3 separate regions of the Homo sapiens genome follow, and all the other regions are linked to region 1. The links are chromatin contacts, found by Hi-C or POLR2A ChIA-PET in ENCODE. All regions are on one chromosome and are shown on one strand. The core of a region is the stretch at or near the end of the contact, and the rest is flanking DNA. Distances in the headings are between cores, read along the strand shown.

Region 1 (4,774 bases), core at 1,185-3,684:
GGAGTCTTGCTCTGTTGCCCAGGCTGGAGTGCAGTGGCATGATCTCAATCTTGGTTCACTGCAACCTCTCCCTCCCGGGTTCAAGTGATCCTCGTGCCTCAGCCTCCCGAGTAGCTGGGATGACAGGCACGCACCACCACGCCCAGCTAATTTTTGTATTTTCAGTAGACATGGGGTTTCGCCATGTTGGCCAGGCTGGTCTCAAACACCTGACCTCAAGCAATCTGCCAGCCTCAGCCTCCGAAAGTGCTGGGATTACAGGCATGAGCCACTGCGCCCAGCTACATGTGACTTTTTAATTCATTGTTTTTTACAGACAGGGTCTGGCTCTGTTGCCCAAGCTGGAGTGCAGTGAAGATCTTAGCTCTGTGAAACCTCAACCTCCTGTGCTCAGGCAACCTTCCCACCTTAGCCTCTCTGGTATCTGAAACCACAGGTGCACACTGTCACTACGCCTGCTTTTTTTTTTTTTTTTTTTTGGTAGAGATAGGAGGCTCCCTATGTTGCCCAATTTTGTACTCCTGGCCTCAAGCGATCCTCCCACCTCAGCCTCCCAAAGTGCTGGGACTACCTGCATGAACCACTGCGCCCAGCCAACATATGACTTTAAATAGGCATAAACAGGCATGTGTAACTCTACCACTAATATAAATGTGCAAGTGAACTTTGGACTATGCATACGCCCCCACCCAAAGTTTATATGTAAGTTTACCAAAAACATTGAGGGAGGTCCCTTCCCATTGGTGAAATGAGGGAGCTGACTAACATTTGGGGATACCTCACAGTTTTGGCAGCACAAAGATAAGCAAGACAGAAGAGGTCTCTGCCTCCAGGAAGCTGACGTTAGAGGGAGAGAGACAGTGAATACAAAATATGATGCTGAGGGCCACAAGGAAAGATGGAGCCGAAGGAAGAGGATGAAGGAGCACCAGGGAGGGGCTGCAACATGGGGACATTTGCAATATTCGGACAGAGACCAGAATAAGGAGAGGAGCTGAGCCTGTGAGTGTCTTGGGGGAGAGAAGACTTGGTAGCAGGAACTGCACGTACGGAGGTTCCGAGGTCAGAACAAGCTTGCAACGTCCAGGAAACGACAAGGAGGCTCGTGAGGCCAGACCACACTGGGAGATGGGGACAGTGGCGGTGGCCAGGTCTCAGAGGGCCTGGGAGGCCGGAGAGGGAGGTGGGTTTTATTTATTCCCATGGATCTGGTGTGGTCCCTTTGGGCTCGGTGGGAGGTAACTGCTCATCATTCTACATCTGGGACCTCTGTCCACAGCTGGGTCCCATGTGCCCCTCCAGCATTCTCAGGGCCTCCAGGAGGGAAGTGTTAATGCTTCCCCTTCTCCGTCTGCCTCTTACCCTTCTGTCTCCACTGATGAGCAGCCAGGGCAGGGAGGGACTGCAGCAGGCCCCAGAGGATGAGGGCGTGTCTTCCCAGTGCCATCTGCACAACGCAACTCAATTCTGGGAATGAGCATTTATTCAGCACCTCTTGGATGCAAGGCACTGACCGCAGCTTGACACCACAGCCAGCCAGGCACTCAACACTGCTTGCTGAGGCCAAAGTGAAGATCCCCCCAACAATCGTCTTGTATTTTTTTCAGCTCAGTTTCCTGAGCCTGCCACACCGAGGGCCCCACAGTCGGAAACCACGTTTGGTTCGAAGCTCTCCTGTTCTCATCTGGAAATTCCTCATCATTTTTGAGCATGGGACCCTGTGTTTCCATTCTGCACCAGGCCCTGCAAATTACCTAGGGGCCTTGGGCGGGGGCTCCATTCTAGATGCACACTCAGGGGCTCTGGCAGCTGGTGGGGACTGGAAATGGGGCCTCCACTCAAGTCCCAGGTGCTGCGGCCTGCAGACCATCCCAGTCTTGGCCAGAGGCCCTGAAAACAGTCAGGGCCCCTCTGCGGCCTGAGGAAGAACCTCTGCACACACCGGCGCTGCTCGCAGCAGACAGCCGTGAGGAGATGTCTGGTTTTGATTAAATGTCCAGAGCCGCTCATTAACTTGCACAGACAGACTCAGAAGCCACTCGCTCTAAAACCCGCCCGCCACGGCAGCCCATCCTGCAGGCCCTTCTGTGCCACCTGCAGTTCCTGCTGGAAACTAGGAGCCCCTGGTTTGGGGGCCATGGGCCCTGAGGCAGGGGGATGGCCAGGGTCATCCAGCCCAGTGGCCTGAGTCCTCCAAAGTGTGTACCTGTCATCATCCACGGTGTGAGGGCTTCCCTGCCCTGCTGTCTCCACTCTGAACTGGGTTCAGGGGCTGTGGTCTTCCTGGTACAATTTCAAAGCATCTAAGAGGGCCTCATTCCCGCAGCACTGTTCCCTGCCTTGGCCTCTGTCTCTGAAATTCCACCATCAGGGCCGGTCCTTTTACTGTACTTTAGGTGAAATTTATAGCTGGAACTGCTTTGCATTTATCATGACAGTGTTTGCAGTGATTTATTTACAAGTCTGTCTCCTCCCCAGGCCACAGCTCTTGAAGGCAAAGTCCATGCCCCATACATTCATTCTTCAAAAATCTGTTCCTGGGCGCCCACCGTGTGCCTGGCATCAGCTGGCACGAGGAATCTCACTGTCTTTTGATCCCTAACACTAGGAACAGGGCCTCCCCTGGCTGGGACCCTCTGCATATTTGCTGAACGAATGAATATGTGAGCAAATGTAGAGTATTGCTCACATTTCTTGAGCACTTACTATAGGTGCCAGGCTCTGTTTTAATCAATTTGTGTGTATTTCCTTGTTCCACTCTCCCAACACCCTTGAGTTGGGTGTTGCTGTTATCCCCATTTTACAGAGGAGACTTTGGCACTCAGTAAGGACACGTAACCAAGAGGGCTAACAAGAAGCATGCACAGATACACAGGCATCCCCGCAAGCCAGAAACCAGCACATTCACAGGCAGGCAGAGCTCAGAGCCAAATTAGTCAAATATCTTGAAATGATGTTTATTTCTCCTCTAGTTCTCGAGTTCTAATGACTGTTTATTCTTACAAACATCTAATTTGTGTGCTCAGCCTCCCAGTTAGAGTGCAGTGCCAAGTGGCTCGGGCGTTTGCTCTTTGGTCGGATATCATACCCCCGCTCCTTGCTTTTCTTTTAAGACTCTTCAGACCCTGGGTATCTTGTTGGCATCTCACAGGTGGGAGGCGCTTTCCTCTACAGCCTCTGGTGCCTCGCCAGGCCAGCTGGAGGCCAAATGGAAGAGTGTGAGGGTTGCCTGCAAAGATGGCTGCCAGCAGTGCTCCCCCTCCCTGCAGGGGCCTGCAACCTCTCCCATGGGAGGTGGAGTCTGTGTCCCCACCCCTTGAAAGTGGGCAGGCTCTGTGAATCCTTTGACCCCCGGGATGCTGTGGAGGTGACTCCCTGCAGTTCTGGATTAAGCCTTAAGAGACCTGGCGACTTCTATTTTCTCTCTCTTGGAATCCAGCTGGCCCGCAAAGTAGCTCAGGCCAGGTTCTAGAAGAGGGAGAGACCGCAGGGACAGAGTGAAGCCTGGGAGATGAGTTACAAGGGGAGAGAGAAGAGTGTACCCAGCTCCAGTGCTAAACAATGTGGGTGATGCCGTGCTGGGCCATCCAGCCCCAGCTGAGCCCCCCAGATAACACACGTGGGGTGGGGACCACCACGATGCCTGATCCTGCCCAAATTGCAGAATTCTGAGCAGATAAGTGGCGGCTGTTGTTTTAAGTGGCTAAGTTTGGGGCTGGTTTGTTAAGCAGTGAAGGCAGCTGGAGTTAGAGTGGCTCCAGAGGTCAGGAAACAGGGGAGAGGCGTGCCTGGCCCCTGCTTCTGCTCCTGCCTTGCTTTGAGGGGCAGGGGGCAGGTGTCAGCCCTACAAATAGCATCTCCCCTCTTCCCTCCTCTTCCCTACCCCCTGGGAGTAACCTGCTTGTTTTCCCAACAGGTGTTAAAATAACGACCTTTGGGCTAAAAAGGAAGCTGTGTGTGTGAGTGATAAGAGGGTCTGGCTGCCTGAACCGCAAGGAGGGAGCGAGGGAAGTGAGGTGGGGACGGAGGTCGTGGGGAGAGTTGGCAATTTGCAGGGAGAAGGCTTTCAGCTGGACTGGGGCGGATCAGGGCCTCTTTCTCCCCATGTCCTACAGAACTCGGCTTCATTCTTTTCTTCACGAGGAAGGTTTGCAGGAAGAAAGGGCCCAAGAGCCACAGCCGTCCCCTGCCTGGGTGCTCACCGTTTGCCTGTGCGGTCCTCCCCTTCACTCGGCCTGGGGTGCTGTCTCCCTGCTGTCCTGGGTTAAATTGTGTGCTCTGCAAAAAGATATGTGGAAATCTTAACTCCCAAACCTTAGAATGTGACCTGATTTGGAAACAGGGTCATGGCAGATGTAATTGGTTAAGATGAGGTCTTGCTAGAGTAGAGCAGGCCCTAAATCCAGTATGACCGGTGCCCTTATAAAAAGAGGACAGAGACACATGGGAAGGTCACGTGATGACGGCGGTGCTGGGAGATGCAGCCACAAGCCAAGGCATGCCAGGGATTGCTGGCTGCTGCGAGAGGCTGGGAGGGGGGCGAGGAAAGAGCCCACCGGAGTTCAGAGGGTGCATGGCCCTGCCCAGAACTTGATCTTGGACTTCTGGCCTCCAGAACGGTGAGGGAATAAAACGTCTGTTTTTTGAAGCCACCCAGTTTGTGACGCCCAGTTACAGCAGCCTAAGGACAGGAATATATCCCTGTTGTGCCCAGGCCTAGTCACTGTGGACTTCAGCAAGTGCTGTTCACTTCACCTTCAAAACAGAGTACTTC
Region 2 (4,618 bases), core at 61-2,560, 77 kb after region 1:
CCAGCTAATTTTTATATTTTTAGTAGAGGGGGGGGTTTCACCATGTTGCCCAGACTGGACTCGAACTTCTGACCTCAGGCAATGCGCTCAGCTCAACCTCCCAAAGTGCTGGGATTACAGGCGTGAGCCCCCGCACCCTGCCTGGTTCTCTCTTTTTTAAAAGCAGGTAGGCTGGGCATGGTGGCTCAGACCTGTAATCCCAGCACTTTGGGAGGCCAAGAAGGATGGATCGCTTGAACCCAGAAGTTCAAGATCAATCTGGGCAACATGGCGAAACCCCTCTCTACCAAAAGCGATACAAAAATTAGCCAGGAATGGTGCCACATACCTGTAGTCCCAGCTACTGGGGAGACCCTATCTTAGAAAAAAATAAATAAATAGGTAAGAGCAGGTAAGCATTCCCTGTAAATCCCCCAGCACAGTCCCCTCCACGCCACAGTGGCTAGGGTTAGGCCACGTGAATATCTAGGAAGGGGGATGGGGTGGCCATGACGCTTAGCCCAGGGTCAGCAAACGGTGGTTCACGGGCCCCAAGCCTGTTTGTTTTTGTAAATAAAGATTGATTGGTGCCCAGCCACATCCTTTTTTTTTTTTTTTTTTTTTTTGAGATTGAGTCTCGCTCTTTTGCCAGGCTGGAGGGCAGTGGCGTGATCTTGGCTCACTGCAACCTCTGCCTCGTATGTTCAAGCGATTCTCCTGCCTCAGCGTCCTGAGTGGCTGGGATTACAGGCACAAACAACCATGCCCAGCTAATTTTTAATTTTTTTGTAGAGATGAGGATCTTGCTATGTTACCAAGGCTGGTCTTGAACTCCTGGGCTCAAGCGATCCTCCTGCCTCAGCCTCCCAAGCTGCACACCCTTTTTTTTAATATCGTCTGTGGTTGCTTTTGTGTGACAAAAGCAGAACTGAGGAGTTACCGCAGAGACGCCCAAGAAGCCTAGAAGAGTGACTCAACCCTTTACAGAGAAAGAGTTTGCTGACCCCTGGCTAGACTAACCGGGATCTACCCCTGACCCGGATTGAGTCATTTCCCCTGAGGGATGAATGAACACTATGACAGTCTGTGAGCCCCATAGAAGTGGGGGTGGGGGCTGGCCTGGCCGCTGCCAGTCGTCCTTCAAAGCTTTGCTACTCAAAGCGTAGCCCCCAGGCCAGCAGCATCCGCCGGGCATGGGAGCCAGGTCTTGGGTCCCACCCCAGACCTATGAAATCAGAACCTGCATCCTAACCAGACCCCCAGGGAACGTCACCCACTAAATGCAGCGCGTTTGCTTCTCAGGCTGTTGTAACAAGGTACCACGAAGCGGGTGGCTTAAAACCACAGGTCTGGAGGCCAGAAGCCTGCAATCCAGGTGCCAGCAGGGCCCTGCTCCCTCCAAAGCCCCTGGGGCAGGATTCTTCCCTGCCTCTTCCAGCTCCTGGTGGCTCTTGCGACCCTTGGCCTTCCTGGCTTTGCAGATCGGTCACTCCAGCCTTTCCTCTGCCTCCACGTTGTTTGTGCGTATCTCCCCTTTTCCTGTGAGGGCTTCAGTCATCTTGGACGCGAGTCCACCCTGATGACCTCATCTCAGCTTGATCACATCTGCAAAGATCCTATTTCCAAATAAAGTCACATCCACAGCTGCCAGGGGTTAGGACCCGGACATGTGTTTTCGGGAAACACAACCCCACCTGTGACCTGTGAGTAGTCCCAACACACACCACACATGGGTGAACTGCGACATACGTGCTTGTGCTTTTGGGAAGGACAGGGCTGGGGGAGGGGCAGCTCCAGCTTCCCTGCCTTCTCAGGCTCCCAGAGCTGCCCTCCTGGGAAACAGCACGCTGGAAGCTTCATGAACATAGCTGGCCTCAGGCTGGCTCAGGGAGGTCATCTCTACCCCTCATCTCCCACCAGGCCTGAGCTGCTCCTGGGCCTCCCGGGTTGAACCGTGAGTGCCCTCAGCAGGTCTGGCACTGGGTGAGGCATGTCAGGCATCCCAGGTGCCCCTCTGCACTGGCACCCTGAGAGGGCTTGCCTTCTAACATTCGGTACCCTGAGCCCAGCACTGGGGCTCAGCCCACTTCTCATCTCCAAACCCTGCTCCGGGCCTGTGCTCCCCAGCTGTGGCCAAGTGACAGGTGGGCCCAGCTCCTGCACTGGCCGCATGAACAGAAGCACCGTCTTCTCAGTGAAATTAATAAATGCCCAGCAAGTGCACCCTGAGCAAACTTCCTTGCTTTGCACATAACTGGTGCTTAAAACTCACGTGCTCGGTGTACGAGGAAGTAAATGCCGGAAATCCAGATTCCCTACAGCGACTGACAAGGCCCAGCGTGATCTAGCCCACCCTCCTTACCAACCTTGTTCCCACCGTTTTCCTCCTAAACCTCTAGTTTCCAGCTCCATGCCAAGCCCACTACGGCCCCAGGGCATTTGCACCTGCTGTGCCCTCTGCTGGAAGGCTCCTCCCCACACACAAGCCCATGGCTGGTTCTCTAACTCGATTTCGATTTCTGTACAGATGATGTTACCTCTTCAGAGGTAAGCCCCACCCCCTCACCTCCTCACTTTCTATCAAATCAAACAATTTTAACAACTGCGTAGAACTCACAACTGCCTCCAATCCTCATGTTCATTTATTTATCTACCTGCCACGTCCTGAGTGTCTAGAATGGTGCCGGGCACACAGTAGGTGCGCAGTAAAAACATGCTACTGAACTGAGAGAGTCCTCTCCTCCATCCCCATCAGGCTGAGCTCTTAGTAAACACTCAGGAGCCTCCAGGCCCCTGTATTAAAGGCCTGACAAGCCTCGCCCTGCTGCGGAATTTTACAGATGGGGCTGTTTCTTTGTGTGTCAACAGAGTGCTTAATCTCTGCTCATAATGCCAGGCAGGAAGGAGCCTGCTTTGCTGAGGAACTTCTGTCTCAAAGCCGCCAGGTAACATGAGTGGGGCCTCTGGGGTCGGGAGCAGCATGTCTCCCCATCCTGGCCTTGATAAATGTCCAGGGGCCCTTCCAGCCTCCGCCAGGCAGCTGCCTCTGACCACAGCCTCCTCCGCAGAGCTGAGCTACCCACGTGTGCTCACTTCTAAACTGCAAGCCGGCCCCTGAGGGGGTGTGTGAGGAGTCAGGGTCTTAAAAACTTCCTGCATATTTTCCCTTCAGAAATAGCATCCTTAACTTTCTTTTTTTTTTCCTTATTAAAAATGTACTCATGTAATCCACATGCACTGGCTGTGAGAAATTCCAAAATGTCTTTTGGAGAGAGATCCTTGCCCCCTGAGGCTGTCCCCATTGCACAGATGATAAGCACAGTCAACGAGGCTGGGCGCCCGTACTTCCCAAACTTTGTGGGGCCCACAGCAACCCTCTGAGGCTTTTACTTTTATCATCCCCATTCCACAGACAGGGAAACTGAGACTCGGAGAGGGACAGGGCCAGCAGCCAGCACATGTTGGAGGGAGGTCAATCCACTGTGGCTTTGAGCAGAGTGGTCGCAGGACTACTATGCCATATCCCACCTCTTTGTAGAAGAGTTCTTGATTTCATTTTTAAATTTTTGTGTTGTTGTTTCTATTTTGTACCATTTTCTGTGTATCGTTCTGTGACTTGCTTTTTTCATTTAACATGTCTGAGACATCAATTCATGCTGGACACACATAAGTCACCTCATTTTTTTTTTTTTTGAGATGGAGTCTTGCTCTGTCACCTAGGCTGGAGTGCAATGACAGGATCTCAGCTCACTGCAACCTCTGTCTCCCAGGTTCAAGTGATTCTCCTGCCTCAGCCTCCTGAGTAGCTGGGACTACAGGCACACGCCACCATGCCTGGCTAATTTTTGTATTTTTGGTAGAGACAGGGTTTCCCCATGTTGGCCAGGCTGGTCTCGAACTTTTGACCTCAAGTGATCCGCCCTAGCCTTCCACAGTGCTGGGATTACAGGCGTGATCCACCGTGCCCAGCCAGTCACCTCATTCTTTTTAACGCCTGTTTCATAGCCCCTGACACACAGCACAGAGCCATTATAATTGTTGGAGTCAAAACGGTTCATATCTGATCATCTTGTATTCTCCGGACGTAATTCATTTTAATGTGCACTACAGTCTCTATGCGATGCAGTGAGCACTTTTGGGAAAACCAGTCGGACCTGGACTGGTTGGTCAGGAGAAGGTCTGAAGTGCCCTGTCAGGCCAAGTCTGAGACTGTGGTAGTAGAGGAAGTGAAAGCAGGCTCCAGCACTGAGGTCCAGAATGTTCCCAGCTCCAACGAGGCCATGAAGATAAAGCACTTCTTTTGTTGGCCATCTGCATATCCAAGAACTCCAGAGTATCCAACCTTCAAAGCACTGTGGCTCATTCCCTGAACAACGGTGCCAGGTAATTCACAAAGCAACCCTCTGCACACCACAGTTTGCTCCAGTCTCCAAAGCAAGTCCTACTCAGAGTCTCCCCCGAGCAGACGAAGAGAAGCCAGACCTCTCTCCACTTCAGGCAGTGGATGCTTTTTGGGGGCTGGCATAAAGGGAGTAAGGAGGGCATGAGTTTTCACAAAGTCAAAATGAAACTGCTAACAACACGGCTCTGTCTCCCAAGAGTGACTCACCCAGTGAAAACCAGAATATTGTTCCGAGTG
Region 3 (4,663 bases), core at 1,440-3,939, 85 kb before region 1:
ATTACGGAGGCCCACCCAGGCCAGCACTGTGCGGGCCCCTTCAGGCTTCTCTCAGGCTCTCCCGAGACACACCGGCAGGCTGCAGTGCTACCACTGTGGTAAAGGACAAGGAAACTGAGGCTCTGTGGGATTCCGGGACTTGCCCAAGGTCACACCATCCTTGAGGGGTCGAGCCAGGACTGGAACCTCAGTCCGGCCACTACAACTTCATAAATACCATCGCCCTGAGATGCTGAAATCCCAGGGGCCCCCCACCCTCAGACCAGGTGCCGGTATTGTCAGCATCGAGAAAACAAAGTGCCAGTGAATTATCAACTGTGAGCCTATTATGAGCTAGAAGGCAGGTTTCATTCACTCCCTTAAGCCATACAGCCTATGAGGTGGGGAAAGATGCAACTTCCATTTGCCAGATGGGAAAACTGAGGCTCAGAGACAGTAAGTGACTTGCCCAAGGTCACACAGCCAGGAAGTGTCCAACCAGGACAGGAACCCAGGCAGTCTGCCCCGCGTTCCCCCTAAAACTGCAGCTCCTTCTCCCGTCAGTCCCATGCTTGTGTAGACCCCACTGTGCCCCATTTTACAGACGAGGAAACTGAGGTCTGCAAAGGGGAGGCAACACGCCCAAGGTCACACAGCATAGAGAGGACGGAGCCAGGACTCAAACCCAGGTCTGTGGCAAAGGAGCAACATTGCCTGGAAGCCCAGCCCCCTCCCTTCCCCAGCCTGGGCTCAGAGGTCCCCAGGAGCCATTCCCGCCACCTCCCTATGGCCGCGGCGCACCCAGACCTCAGGACAAATCACTCCCTCATCCCCCCGGTTTGCAACTAAAGGCTCCTTGTGAGCTCGGGAAGCCCTTCCAACTTTCCAGTGTTTATCCCGGCTCCTCGCTGCCAAGTCCCTGGGCAAGCCTGGGCCGGTGGCGCTGATTTCAAACCAGACATGGGCACCGAGCCAAGCGCCACCTCGGTGGGGAGCCGGGCGCCGGGGCCGGGCTGCAGCGCTGCCTGCACCTGGCTCTCCCCTGCCTGAGCCCACCGCGGAGCCCCAGGGCAGAGCCTCGGGAGCGCCCACGATCACATGCCCTCCTGAAGTCAACTCCGGGAACAGAAGCCCCCTGAGCCCCCAAGGCTCGCCATGCTCCCCCCCAGGGACGCCGGATGTGCACCAAGGAGAGGAGCACAGTGCCCACCCGGGTCCCCTCCCACGCGGGCCGGCCAAGAAGCCTCACCCCGGCCTGCCCGGCCAGCGCCTCCGAGCGCTCTTTTCCGTGACTGCAGCAACTTCGTCCGATGAGACAGCCCTGCCCACCATCCCGCTGAGCTCAGGGCCGACAACACTGCGCTGCCAGGGGAGGGTCCAGCTGCCCCCATTGGCTGACCTGCGGCCGGCCACTCAGCCCCCAGCCCTGGCCACCACCTCCAGCGACAGAACTGGGGCTCTTTCCAGATGAATTCCTCGGCCCCCAATCAGCGCCCCTGCATAGAGCCTGCAGGCCACAGCCCCCCACCCCAGTCTGCGCCCACCTCCCCCGGCCGGGGTGACCCAGCCACACTGCACCTCCCTGCCCACTCCAAGCCCGGCGACTTCTCTTACCCGAGCACATGACCAACCTCGCTCACGTCAGCTCCAAACACAACTTGAAGTAACTCTCTCACAAGAAAAAAAAAGAAAAAGAAAAAAAGTGCCAGCCAGCGGGCCAGCAGAGTCCACACACACAGGCTGTGCTGCCGGCTTCCAGGAGGCACACCACAGCCAACATCAGACCCATCCTTCCTCCAGGATGACACCCGCAGAGGGGCGGCCCCAGAGGGCGGCCTCACCTTCCCGCGAGACTACGACTCCCATCCCGGCCCTGGAGGCCCTGCAGGGCCAGGCCAGGCCCCCCAGGCTCCCAGCCCGATGCCCCCCAAACCCGGGCAGGCCAAGGCCCACCGGCGACAAGTGCGGGGCCGCCTGACCCCACGGCTGGGCCGTGAACGAGACGTCGGGCCTCCAGCGATCCGTTCTCGCCTCTGCCACTCTGGGCCTATAAACACAGGGAATTACATAAGTCCACTCCTCTTGTTTGGAAGCCAAAAGTACGAGCTTTTTCTCCCAGCCTTGGCAGTAAGTAATAATTCCTCATCGCCATGGTAACCCTGGCGGGCTTCCAGCCGACACTCGGGAGCTGAAACACTGTGAGGCCTTTTTATAGCTCGGCTCTTCGCTCGCTGGCAGGCGAAAGAGAGCTCCAGCCCCGCTTCTCCCACTTTAACCCGCTTCCTCCCAGCCCGGACTGTCCAGCTTCGAGCCGCACCTGCACCTCCAACCTGAGCGTAGCTCTGGCGCCTTGGCTCCGGCCTGGTTCCGAACCCAGGCCTCGGCCCATCCCTCCCCCGTCCTCTGTCCCGAGGGCCAGATGGCCAGAGGAGCAGGCTCTCCCTTGCAAATATTTCTGTCCTCCTTTTAATCCTAGGAAAAGAAAGCGTGACCCCCTCACACTGGCATTCTGATCTGGGGTCATCTCGGTGACAGGCCTAGAAAAGAAGACGTGGCCAAATAATACACACACACACACACACACACACACACACACACACACACACAGGCCAACAATGATGGCTTGGTAGTCAGCCAGGAGTCTGAACCTTGGCTGCAATTAGCTGTGTGACTCAGAGACAAGTCTGAGCTTCTCTGGGTGTCAACTTTCCATCCGTAGAAGGGGCAGGCTGAGCTCTGCTTCTCCAAGTGCTCTGGAAAGCAGAGATGAGGCGCCAGAGGAAGCTGCTGGAGCTCCCAGGAGGCAGAGGAGGCTCCACCAGGGTCTCCAGATTCACTTCCCTGCCCCTAGCAGCCAAGAGTTGGGCCTAAGAATGTGTCCCTGGACAGCAGCCCACATGATGACAAGGGTCTGGGGGTGCAGATGTGAGGAAGGCACCCCTGGCAGAAGCATGGCAGATGTGAAGGTCTGGAGGCTGGACCACGCGGGTGTGTTGTCAAAGCAGAGAGAAGGCTGGTGTGGCCGGGGCGCAGGGGCGAGGCGGGGAGAGTTTGACGATGAGGTCAGGGAGCTAATAGGAGTGGAGGGGAAGTGGTCAGATGGACTCTGGGCCTGGCCTTCAACTCCAGCAATAACATTGTCATCCTTTTTACTCTCAGGAGCATCTTGAGAGTAATAATATTAATAACAATAACAGTGGCCACACACACCGAGCCCAGCAGCTCGGACTGTGTGCCCAGCACTGTGCTAAGCGGGTCCCCTGGTTCACCAGCTGGCCTCACACCACCGCGGCATAGGCAGGTATGCCCCTGAGCCGCCACACACAGACAGAGCAGGAGGCTGGCCCAGAGAGGGTAGGTGACTTGCCCAAGGTCAACAGCTAGTGGCTGAGCTGGGACTTGAACTGGGCAAGCCTGGCTTGTCTCCGCTATCCACGTGGTAATTCAGCCACAAGGAGTCACAGGAGGGTTTCAGGACTAAGACCAGATTTGCCTGTGACAGGGGCCCGTGGCCACTGGACTGGCAGGGGGCCCAGACTGGCCACGAGGGGATGAGCATAGTGGCTGCGGAGGCCCCTGGAAGCCAGATGTCTCCTGTGAACAGCTGGCCCTCTAGCCTTCCCCAGGAAACACCCCTGGGGGGTTTCCGTAGACCTGCCCCAAAGCCAAAGGTGGGATTCTGCTACTCTTACGCCTTCTTTTATAGGTAGGGAAACTGAGGCACAGGAAGGCACGGGCATATTTTTAGCCCAAAGATCCAGCACCATCTTCCCGCCCAGACCGTCGCCAAGACCAGGCGGGACCATGACACCCAGGCCAAACTGGCCCCATGCAAACACCACCAGGAAGCGGTGCCTGAGAGCGGCCGAGTCAGGCCTCACCACCTCCTTCTGTTCATTTTTGTTTGTTTTGGACACAGACCTGCATCCAGACCTTCGCCAAAGGCTGGCCCTGGAATCCACGGTAACTCCTCCCACCCCCTCAGAGCGACTGTGTGCTATGGGCAGGTTTGACACTGGGCATGTCTCTTCACGGCCACTCGTTCTGCTTCCTGTGTCTTCCCCGCCAGACACTCCGCAGCAAATTGTTTGTTGAGTGACTTAATGAAGACCACAAATCATCAAACACCAGAAACAGCCACAGGCAGCAGCCCCCAGACAGAGCCTGTGGCCAAAACCAAACTCATATTCAGAATAAGCCAGTGTCTGGTTATCTGCTCAGCAAAAGAACTCCCCATCACGCAAGCCTTCGACGGCGACCACCCCTCCATACTTCGAAAAAGCATCCCCTGGCCAAAATCTGCCGACAGGCCGCTTCCTGGAGCCCGTCTGCTGAGCAGAGCTTTGACGGTGGGAAAGATCGGTGAAGACCCCCCAGAATATGATTCACCGCAGGCCACAGGGGCCAGGACAGTGGGCCAAAGGGGGTCTGGAAAGGGGCAGGGGGACCTTAAGCTGAGTGGCCCCAGGCAAGGCCCCCAGCCTCTCGAGGCATCAGAAGGCTCAGCTGGCGAATGGGGGAGCTCCTGCCTGCTGCCTCTCTCGCAACCCAGGTCAACAGAAACTACATGTGTGGGGCCCAGGGGGGAGGTGGGGGCCAGAACTCTGAGGACCAGATCCAGACCCACAGCCGCAGCTACGCTTCAGCATCCGGCTCCAGCTGGAAGAGACCCCCACTCACTTCC

The links. Hi-C counts contacts between places; a loop is a spot of excess contacts on that map. ChIA-PET counts read pairs that join two places held with the same protein, here RNA polymerase II (POLR2A). Pooled maps may share reads with other maps.
Region 2: a map of Calu3 shows a loop between it and region 1 (2.5-fold over the local background). The contact joins two enhancer-like sites. A Hi-C loop is called at or near these places in 3 of 168 maps with a recorded cell type or tissue (Calu3, PC-3 and mammary epithelial cell), 1 of 37 single-sample maps with no recorded cell type and 8 of 50 pooled maps. POLR2A ChIA-PET finds 5 or more read pairs at or near these places in 2 of 52 experiments (H1 and common myeloid progenitor, CD34-positive).
Region 3: a loop to region 1 is called in a map with no recorded cell type, with 1.9 times the contacts of the local background. The contact joins two enhancer-like sites. A Hi-C loop is called at or near these places in 1 of 37 single-sample maps with no recorded cell type and 1 of 50 pooled maps. POLR2A ChIA-PET finds 5 or more read pairs at or near these places in 4 of 52 experiments (Caco-2, MCF 10A, PC-3 and 1 more).

Annotation. Positions count from the first base shown.
Region 1 is chr12:124,602,082-124,606,855 of GRCh38, forward strand. It overlaps LOC101927436 (a long non-coding RNA gene), which reads right to left. Exons shown (of 4, transcript XR_242964.4): 3 at 4,203-4,278; 4 at 2,942-3,197. Among named protein-coding and RNA genes, the nearest start is that of NCOR2, 37 kb to the left of the region's middle. Within about 2 kb of position 2,435, at least 4 of the 41 ENCODE cell types and tissues checked have a DNase peak (open chromatin) inside an H3K27ac peak, as active enhancers do.
Region 2 is chr12:124,680,546-124,685,163 of GRCh38, forward strand. No RefSeq gene overlaps it. Among named protein-coding and RNA genes, the nearest start is that of NCOR2, 120 kb to the left of the region's middle. RefSeq lists enhancers at 807-876, 1,067-1,136, 4,263-4,618. Within about 2 kb of position 1,311, at least 22 of the 41 ENCODE cell types and tissues checked have a DNase peak (open chromatin) inside an H3K27ac peak, as active enhancers do.
Region 3 is chr12:124,516,547-124,521,209 of GRCh38, forward strand. The region is part of intron 2 of NCOR2 (nuclear receptor corepressor 2); the gene reads right to left. LOC105370047 (a long non-coding RNA gene) reads left to right here. Exons shown (of 3, transcript NR_188646.1): 3 at 1-252. Among named protein-coding and RNA genes, the nearest start is that of NCOR2, 49 kb to the right of the region's middle. RefSeq lists an enhancer at 4,467-4,663. Within about 2 kb of position 2,690, at least 35 of the 41 ENCODE cell types and tissues checked have a DNase peak (open chromatin) inside an H3K27ac peak, as active enhancers do.